Linked DNA regions of Mus musculus: region 2 is linked to region 1. The links are chromatin loops, found by intact Hi-C in ENCODE. Cell type or tissue: heart. All regions are shown on one strand.

The links. Peaks named below come from ENCODE experiments on the same cell type or tissue, not always from the same donor. Only the 100,000 strongest peaks of a DNase experiment are listed, where the experiment ranks them.
Region 2: a loop joins it to region 1, with 2.3 times the contacts of the local background. A loop is called at or near these places in 14 of 42 quality-filtered maps.

What each region holds. Positions count from the first base shown.
Region 1 is chr7:141,263,345-141,268,344 of GRCm38, reverse strand. It overlaps Irf7 (interferon regulatory factor 7), which reads left to right and starts at 1,921. Exons shown (of 10, transcript NM_016850.3): 1 at 1,921-1,955; 2 at 2,301-2,722; 3 at 2,806-2,968; 4 at 3,054-3,270; 5 at 3,562-3,620; 6 at 3,690-3,852; 7 at 4,030-4,122; 8 at 4,297-4,686; 9 at 4,771-4,889; 10 at 4,965-5,000. The coding sequence starts at 2,709. In heart, CTCF peaks have their summits at 1,572 and 3,093; DNase peaks (open chromatin) are centred at 1,964, 3,124 and 4,514; H3K4me3 peaks cover 1,365 bases; H3K27ac peaks cover 629 bases.
Region 2 is chr7:141,325,095-141,330,094 of GRCm38, reverse strand. Deaf1 (DEAF1, transcription factor) reads left to right here and starts at 2,370. Exons shown (of 12, transcript NM_016874.3): 1 at 2,370-2,816. The coding sequence starts at 2,525. It overlaps Tmem80 (transmembrane protein 80), which reads right to left and starts at 1,965. Exons shown (of 6, transcript NM_001141950.1): 1 at 1,829-1,965. In heart, no CTCF peak of the experiment used is centred here; DNase peaks (open chromatin) are centred at 1,944, 2,394 and 3,004; H3K4me3 peaks cover 3,159 bases; H3K27ac peaks cover 2,582 bases.

The DNA.
Region 1 (5,000 bases):
GAGCCACCATGTGGTTGCTGGGAATTGAACTCAGGACCTCTGGTGAAGCAGTCAGTGCTCTTGACCACTGAGCCATCTCTCCAGCCCTGAATACTTTTAAATATCCAGTTTTATGCATTTATACATACAATGTATCTTTTGACTTTCATTTCGGCTGGTGATTTCCATGCCCCAGTCTCCCTTGTCATTTTCTTTCCCCCTTGTTGGAAGCCTTCTTAACAAGTCCCCTTCCTCCTTTTCCGTCTTCTCAGTATCCCTCTGAGTTTAACTAGTTTCTATTTAAATGTTTTGTTTGGTTTTGGTGTTTTTAAATTTTTACTTTTATGTGTATCAGTGTATGATCTACATGCATGTCTATGTGACAGTGTCAAATTTTGGAGTTACAGTTGTGAGCTGCCATGTGGGTGCTGGATTTGAACCCCTGTTGTCTAGGAAGAGCAGTTCGTGCCCCTAACCACTAAGCTATTTCTTAGTTCTAGCTTCTTGACCCAGCTGGAACAAGGACAATTTAATCACTGAATAAAGGACACCCCCTTCCCTAAAGGTCTACCCACTGCAATAAGAAGCTTCTTTGGCCAGGTATGGTGGGTGGCGCACGCCTTTAACCCCAGCACTTGGGAGGCAGAGGCACGTGGATTTCTGAGTTTGAGGCCAGCCTGGTCTACAGAGTGAGTTCCAGGACAGCCAGGGCTACACAGAGAAACCCTGTCTCAAAAAACAAAAACAAAACAAAACAAAACAAAAGATTCTCTGAAGAAGGATGGACACAACCCTTGACTGTGGAGATATATTATATATATTTAGTTGTGTGCCAGAAGAGGGCATCAGGTCCCATTAAAAATGGTTGTGAGCCACCGTATGGTTGCTGGGAATTGAACTGAGGACTTCTGGAAGAGCAGCCAGGGCTCTTAACTATTGAGCTGCCTCTTCAGCTTCCAGGGTCTTACTCTATAACACAGGTTGGCCTCAATCCTTCTGCTTCAACCTCTGTCCAGATGGTATATTCTTCCCAGATGGTATACTTTTGTTGTTGTTGTTGTTGTTTTTTGTTTGTTTGTTTTTTGAGACAGGGTTTCTCTGTGTAGCCCTGGCTGTCCTGGAATTCACTTTGTAGACCAGGCTGGCCTCGAACTCAGAAATCTGCCTGCCTCTGCCTCCCAAGTGCTGGGATTAAAGGCGTGCACCACCATGCCCAGTTTACTTTTTTTTTCAGATTTATTTATTTATTATATGTAAGTACACTGTAGCTGTCTTCAGACACACCAGAAGAAGGAGTCAGATCTTGTTACGGATGGTTGTGAGCCACCTTGTGGTTGCTGGGATTTGAACTCAGGACCTTCAGAAGTGCAGTCGTGCTCTGACCTGCTGAGCCATCTCACCAGCCCCCAGATGGTATATTCTTATCTGTACCATTCTCAGTGTTAAGCCAAATTGTACCATAGTCTCTCTTTAGACTCCACTTTCTAAGATTTTTTTCAGCCAGCTAAACAAAACAAATAAACAAACAAAACCTACTGACTGTTGTGGGTATCCCTGCCTTGTCCCAATGTGCTTTCCTGAAGAGGTCCTGGGGAAAGACCTTTCCCACACTTCCACCAGGGGCTGAGCCTGGCAGATAGACCTCCACCTACTTACTATTCTTACTGTCCTCCAAGACATGGCTGTTCTGTCCAAAGCAGGGTCAGCCTCTCTCATTGAATCTACAAAGAGCCTGGAAGACTGAATCTGAGAGAGTGATCAGTGAAGGGCAGTGAAGAGAAGCTGGGGGGTGGGGGGGGAACAGGAGGGAAGGATTTGCAATTGAGTGCTACAAACTAGTGACACCCTAGTGACGTCTGGAGCCCTTAAGCCACACCCTGCCTGGGCTCTGCCCCGCCTCTGCCCGAAGTACTATAAAAGCACTGGCACCCTCCTTTTCACTGAGATAAAACCCGTCCCGGCGGCTCCGGTACCAGGTATGTGGGACTCTTGGGCCACTCGGGGAGGGAGGTGAGCTAGTGCCACAGGGGAAATTCTTGTCCCCTCTACAGAGTAGTGAGTGATCAGTGAAGGGCAGTGAAGAGAAGCTCGGGGGAAACAGGAGGGCAGACGTCCCGGCAGGATTTGCAATTGGGTCTGCAGGGATTGGGATCTGAGTAAGGGTCGGGTGTAGTTTGAGGACTGCACTGGTAGGCATGGAGACAGTGGAGACAGCGGGAAGCCAGCAGCTACCGGGCGCTGTTTAGACTGTTTAGGTTTCATTTTCCTGAGATGCAGTTTCGTTTTACTCGTCTGGGCCCGCCCCTTTTGTGTCTTCGCAGGGTCCAGCCTGTGACAGCCCATCCAGGCTCGGACGCTGGATTAACACCTGTGACATCACGTGTGCGCTCCCGCTACATCTGTAGTCACATCTACAGCCACCTTGGCAGAGGAATCTACACTGAGTTCTGAACCTAGGTGACCACAAGTTCTCAAACCTCATCTGTGACCCTCAACACCCTAATACCTGGGTCACACTTGTGAAACTGAAATTCCTACCTGTTACCAACACTTGTAACGTTTAAAACACATTTGTGAAACTTGGTCACACTATCTGTGGCTACAACCTAAAACCATAGAGGCACCCAAGGGGCCTTATTTGCAATAGCTGACTGCTCCAGTGACTACAAGGCATCACAGAGTAGTAGCATCTACTTTGATTCTCCCAGACTGCCTGTGTAGACGGAGCAATGGCTGAAGTGAGGTGAGAACATGTCTACCCTGGTTGTATTGGGTCCTGTGTCCCTTACATTAGCCCTAACCCCAGCGTGGCTGCTCTGCCTGCAGGGGGGTCCAGCGAGTGCTGTTTGGAGACTGGCTATTGGGGGAGGTCAGCAGCGGCCAGTACGAGGGGCTGCAGTGGCTGAACGAGGCTCGCACAGTCTTCCGCGTACCCTGGAAGCATTTCGGTCGTAGGGATCTGGATGAAGAAGATGCACAGATCTTCAAGGTGGTACCCAGTCCTGCCCTCTTTATAATCTGCCAGAACTCCTGGGGGAATCCAGCCTCAACCCATGCTCTCTCCTCTCCTTCAGGCCTGGGCTGTGGCCCGAGGGAGGTGGCCACCTAGTGGAGTTAACCTGCCACCCCCAGAGGCTGAGGCTGCTGAGCGAAGAGAGCGAAGAGGCTGGAAGACCAACTTCCGCTGTGCACTCCACAGCACAGGGCGTTTTATCTTGCGCCAAGACAATTCAGGGGATCCAGTTGATCCGCATAAGGTGTACGAACTTAGCCGGGAGCTTGGATCTACTGGTGAGCAGTGCCACAAACAGGGATGGGCCAGGGAGGTACATGGCCTCTGTCATTTTGGTGGTTTCAATGGTTTGATTTGTGGTTTTTGAAACTAGTTGTAGATTCAGTTCCTCTCCTTCCAAAGTGTGTGTGTGTCGGGGTGGAGGGGGAGTGCACACTTCCTGCTAAGTCAGAGCCTTGGGCTGAGTGAGGTACCTGGTGGTTTGGGAACAGAGGGTATGAGAAATAGAGAACTTTTGGAACTGCTTGGGCATCGTAACCAAATCTCCCCTCCCCACTCCTCTCCCTCAGTGGGCCCAGCCACGGAAAATAGGGAAGAAGTGAGCCTCAGCAATGCTCTGCCCACACAGGTACATCTGGTCCATCCTTCCTAGGTGTGGGGGATCGGCAGGTGCCTACCACTATGCTGTCTATTACAGGGTGTGTCCCCAGGATCATTTCTGGCAAGAGAAAATGCTGGGCTCCAAACCCCAAGCCCTCTGCTTTCTAGTGATGCCGGGGACCTCTTGCTTCAGGTTCTGCAGTACAGCCACATACTGGAATCCGAGTCTGGGGCAGACCCCGTCCCACCACAGGCTCCTGGTGAGAGGCAGTTACTGTTACAGAGCTGGGGCTAAGCTAGAGAACACCCATCTGCCCAAGGCTGTATGAGAGGGAGGACAACAGAGTCCTTGCTGGGAGGAGGAAAGATAAGGATGTTAAAATGACAGGGGTGGGAAGCTGGGCTAAGATGGACAGGCAGCTCCAATTTGCCCTCAGGCCAGGAGCAAGACCGTGTTTACGAGGAACCCTATGCAGCATGGCAGGTGGAAGCTGTCCCCAGTCCCAGGCCTCAACAGCCAGCTCTCACCGGTGAGGATCTAGAGCGGAGGCGCTAGCACAGCTTTTCCTAGCCTCCCGGGCAGAATTCTGCCCTACTGCTCCTTCACACCTGCATCTCAGTAGGAGGTGAATGGGTCCTTGGCAGGGGGCATGGGACAAAATGCTCCACCCAAACCTACCACTCACAGCATGGTCTATACACAGAGCGCAGCCTTGGGTTCCTGGATGTGACCATCATGTACAAGGGCCGCACAGTGCTACAGGCAGTGGTGGGGCACCCCAGATGCGTGTTCCTGTACAGCCCCATGGCCCCAGCAGTAAGAACTTCAGAGCCCCAGCCGGTGATCTTTCCCAGTCCTGCTGAGCTCCCAGATCAGAAGCAGCTGCACTACACAGAGACGCTTCTCCAGCATGTGTCTCCCGGCCTTCAGCTGGAGCTTCGAGGACCGTCACTGTGGGCCCTGCGTATGGGCAAGTGCAAGGTGTACTGGGAGGTAGGCAGCCCTATGGGCACTACCGGCCCCTCCACCCCACCCCAGCTGCTGGAGCGCAACCGCCACACCCCCATCTTCGACTTCAGCACTTTCTTCCGAGGTCAGTAAGGTGTCTGGCTGGGGTGCTGTCCTCTGGGGCCTGGAGCCTTTCTTAACCTGCTCACCAGAGCTATCTCCTTAACAGAACTGGAGGAGTTTCGGGCTCGGAGGCGGCAAGGGTCACCACACTACACCATCTACCTGGGTTTTGGGCAAGACTTGTCAGCAGGGAGGCCCAAGGAGAAGACCCTGATCCTGGTGAAGGTAGAGCCTGGGTGGGCCAAGGGAAGGTGTGGGCTGCTAGGTAAGAAAGAGTCTTAACACATGTCCTTTCCACAGCTGGAGCCATGGGTATGCAAGGCATACCTGGAGGGC
Region 2 (5,000 bases), 62 kb before region 1:
GGCCTGGAACTCATAGCCATCTTCCTGACTCAGCCTCTTAATTGTTGGATTAGTGGAGATAGCCATAATCCCAGACTGGAAACTGGGTGTTTTATGTGACTTAATTTCAAGACCATTTTCTCCCCTAGAACTCCCTTTTTACTGTAACCAGGCACACAACAACAGCACTCCCATGTTTGTGGCAGCTGTTAAACAAAGCATATAGTAGGGATGCCCTGCAGGTGAGGCTGCACGTGTAGTACAATCACATTTCTGAAATTTGCTTCATTAAGGAACATTGGGAAACTGGATGGATGGATGGATGGACAAACACTGGTCTGAGCTGGCTAAGACCAGTTTCTGTTCCATATTGCTAGCACTGGACCCTGCCTGCATATCATCTGAGCTCAGACCTCCTCATTTAGCCTGGGACTCAGCCATGGTGAAATATTGACTACAGCACCTTCTGGCTGCCCGGGACTCAGGTTAGCCACAGGTGTGTGTGTGTGTGTGTGTGTGTGTGTGTGTGTGTATGGGTGTGTATTCACCCAGGGTAAACTGACATTATGCCTTGGTTGTGTCTGGTGTAAACCAGGTATGCCATGGGTGTACCAAGGTATACTTCAGGTATGCCTTGGAGGTGCTGAGGAGAACTATAAGTGTGCTTGGGATGAGCTGAATGTATGCTATGAATATCTGGAGTCTAGCGCATGCCAGAGGCATGCTATGAATGAATATGTGGTAAGCTGCAGGTGTGACAAGATGTACCCTAGGACACACTGGGTGTGTCACAGCTATACCTGGTTTAAAAAAAAAAAAATCCCATCAAAGCCAACGGACTCAAAGTTCCAGAAAGCCAGGAATTTGAGAACTGGGGAAGAAAAGCAGCTGACCTTGACTTCAGACACCAATCCCTATCCCAGACACCCTACGGGTGCAAAAGAAGACAAAAGACCCAGAAATTCCAAAACCAGTTTGTCTAAGGAAAACAGCTAACTTATCTAGAATGCTCTTAACAAGCACCCTTTCCCTACCCTTAGCTACAAAAACCCCAGTCTAAAGCGAGTGGCCTATTGTCTTGAACTAACTGTGGTCATTGAGTGACTAGATCCTGTGCCCTGATCATCAAATGGCCAGAATTTAACAGCCACGTCTCTGGAACAAGCCTGCTTTAGTTGTTTGAGGTTGACTAAGTCATTTTTTTTCCCTACAAACGTAATTCTTATTCATCCTTACATCTGGGGTGAGCAACAGGGGAACTCGAGTGTATTGTGGATATGCCAGGGGTGAGCTGAATATACGTATATGGTTGTCCTGGATATTCTCAATGTGTAAACCCGGTGTGCCAAGGGTATATCGAAAAAATGAGAGATAGGTGTATCAAGGGCGTACTCGGGGTGAGCAGCGGGTATGCCAAGGGTGTGCTCAGGATGAGCCATAGGTATGCCATGCATGTCAGCTTTAGTGAAATATGGTTGTGTAGTTCGTATGCCACCATAGTGTACTCTGGGTAATCCACAGGTGGACCCCGGGTCACAGAAGGTGTGATATGGTTGTATACAGGGGCGTATCCCAGTGTGTGCCTCAGGTATATCACTGGAATACAGAGACGAGCTTCGGGACAGCCGCCGGGATACCCGAAGTGCCCCCACGCCCAACCGGAAGACACCCCCCCCACCCCTCGCTCTCCAACTCCGGCGCAGAAATCCGGGCTAGTGGGCTTAAGCCACCAGGTTCCGGAATAACAAGGTGACAATCAGAGGAGTTGCAGAGCCAGCCCAGACAGCCTCTCATCGTGACAGCATGAGACCACACTGTCCCTGCGATCGCGTAGCCCCGCCCGCCTCACCTGGCCGCACGGCCGCCATTTTGCCGCTGGGTCCGCCACAATCCCAGCAGCCTCTTGGCCGCACCCTCCCGCCATCTTCGCTCCTCCCGCCGCGCGGTGCAGCGAGCGTCCGACAGCGGCCGAGGCCCGATTCTCCCGTCCGGCAATACTCGGGAGCTTTCGGATAGAAGGAGGCGGGCACTGAGGCTCCGGAGAACTCGGCTCGGAGGTATTCGGCGGAGTTCGGCGAGGCCTCGTGTGGGTTCGGCTTTCGCCGCCCCGAGAGGGGGTTGGAGAAATCCCGTGGCGCCAGGGTCTGTCTGCGAACCCAGACTTCGTTGGAAGCAGGGGAGAAACTGCCCAGAGCCGGCCAGCTCTATCGGTCGGTGACCACAGTCAGATCCGCTTCTTAGACAGCGAGCAAGAAACGCTCGTAAGCTTTCGGGAAGCTTCGGGACCATTCGTATTATCTAGATTCTGCGCTTCGGGAAACTTCGGAGCTGCTCGGTTCTACACTCGGGCCATCAGCTCGGCTCTGCGGGCAGCTTCGGCTCGGTTCGGCGGGCGTCAGACTGCCTCTTCGGTCGCTGCTCGGGCGGTGGCTTCGGGCGGCCTCGGCCCAACTCGGGCGGCCTCTTCGGGCCCCGCTTCGGGCTCGGTGCCTGGCGCTTCGGGCGGTCCCGGACAGCGCCTTCGGGCGGACTCGGTGGAGTCCGTATGGAGGACTCGGACTCGGCGGCAAAACAGCTGGGCCTGGCCGAGGCGGCAGCTGTGGCGGCCGCTGCCGCGGTGGCGGCGGCCGCCGCGGCCGCAGCGGAAAGCGAGGCGGAGGAGCCGGTGTTAAGCAGAGACGAGGACTCGGAGGAGGACGCAGACTCCGAGGCGGAGCGCGAGACGCGGCGGGTCACCGCTGTGGCGGTGATGGCGGCCGAATCTGGGCACATGGATATGGGTACCGAGGCTCTGCCCAGCCCCGATGAGGCCGCCGCCGCCGCCGCCGCCTTCGCAGGCAAGTGCGCCCGCCGGCCTCGCGCCTCACCGGGTTCCCGCGTGCAAGCTCTGAACACATGCACCAGGCACAGGCCACTTTCCATATGCTTTGTGCATCTGTCATGCACATCTGTCTTCCAGGGAAGGCTCTCTTCCACCTGTCCTGCACACCTGCCCAGCACCTGCCCTGCCAGTGCACCTCACAGTGACCTGCACGCCTGCCCTGCCTCTGTCCATGCCCCTGCACCTGACACCTGCCCCCCATACATGCTCTGTACCACCTGTGCACTTCACACCTGCCCGTGCACTCACAATGCCCTGAACACCTACTCTGCACCTGCCCATGCATCTCACAATGACTTGCACCCTTGCTCTTTCCCTGCCCTGCATCTCACAGTGCCCTGCATGCCCATCTTGCACACACACATGCACACGCACAGCACACTCTCACTCCTCTAGCCTTGCTCTGCACTGTATACAGACGTGTCTCCCTTGTGTGAGTGTGCCTCTCTGTTCTTTGTCTGTTTTACCCTTTGGAACTTTCTCAGTACCTACCACCTGCCTTGTCCTCTCCTGCTGCTTCCTGGGAGCTGAGAGCACAGATGGGTCACATGTGAGTTCTGTTCTAGAGGTGCCCCAGGTATGGTCAGCAGCATTACTGCTGGTAGACCTGTCTGTCTCAAAGGCCAGTTCAAGTGTGACATGAGAGGGGCAAGAGAGTCATCCAAGGCAGGCAACCTTGCAAAGGTAACGATGCAGAAACCAGCCTTGCTTTATATTGTGACATGAGCTGCTCCGTGCTGTATCTCCTAGTCTTCCTATGCAGATATCCCCTCCTTCTCCATCACTTAGTTTTCCATTTTTCTCCTTCTGTTTTCTCACACAAAGAGCACCCGATTCTCATGTTTTATGACAAATGGAGCCTTGAGCTGAGCTGTATCACCCTGTACAGGTGATACCACACCAAACTGCCTCCTACAATCCCACCACACACCCCACCCTTTGACCTTCCTGAGTGTTGAACTCCCTACCAATTGGAGCTCTTATATGTTTTATGCTTGTACATGCGAATCCTTGGAAGACCATCATTTTGCCATGCGTCTTGTTTCGTTCTTTCCAGTGTGAAGCTGCAGGCTTGGCATTGGGCTTTTATTCAGGGCACATCAGAGCTGAAGCTTAACTCTGGGTGGGTGTTCAGACCGTTGGCACTGGAACGCAGTGGTGGAGAACCCTTGCTTCCGCGTGTTTTCTGCTGTACCTACCTACCTGAAGCCTAGATCCAGTCACAGGAGTGAGGGAAGCTTCCTAGAGCTTTAAAAAAAAAGATATATATATATATTTTTATGTGTATATATGTGATTGCAGGTGCCTGCAATTCCTCTTGGAGCTAGAGTTACACATGGTTGTGAGGACCTCACATAGGTTCTTGGGTCCTCTGAAAGAACAGCATGCTCAAAATTTCTGAGCCATCCGGATCTCTTCCCAGAGTTGTTGTTCTTCTTTTTCTAAAGTTAATTTATTTAATGTGTGTGGCTGCTTTGCCTGCATGTATCTCTATGTTTGCTTGATCCCCTTGGAGTCAGAAAAAGGCTTCGGTTCCTTTGGAACTGGAGTTATAGGGAGTTGTAAGCCACTTATGTGGGTGCTGGGAATTGAATCTAGGATCTTTGGAAGAGCAGACAGTGCTCTTAACTGCTGAGCCATCTCTGGTCCCTTTCCTGGAGCTTCTTTCTCTTTCTTTCTTTCTCTCTTTCTCTCTTTCTCTCTTTCTCTCTTTCTCTCTTTCTCTCTTTCTCTCTCTCTCTCTCTCTCTCTCTCTCTCTCTCTTTCTTTCTTTCTTTCTTTCTCTCTTTCCTTCTTTCTTTCAAGACAGAGTCTCTCTGTGTAACCCTGGTTATCCTGGAACTCCCTCTGTAGACCAGGCTGGGCTAGAACTCAGATCTGCCTGCCTCTGCCTCCTGAGTTCTGGGATTAAAGACATATGCCTTTGTTGTCTGGCTTTTCCTGGAGTTTTTAATGCTCCATTTTCATCCATGGATTCTGGGTTGATATTGGGATTTGGGGTCAAGGAATTTTTATCCTTTTTTGCGTATATTTTTCTAAGTTCAGGAAAGAAGTATGATTTTGTCTGTGGTGACAATAGAATTGCATCTATGGTGGGTGTGTATATGTGTATATATGTATGTATTAGAGTTTTAGTTGT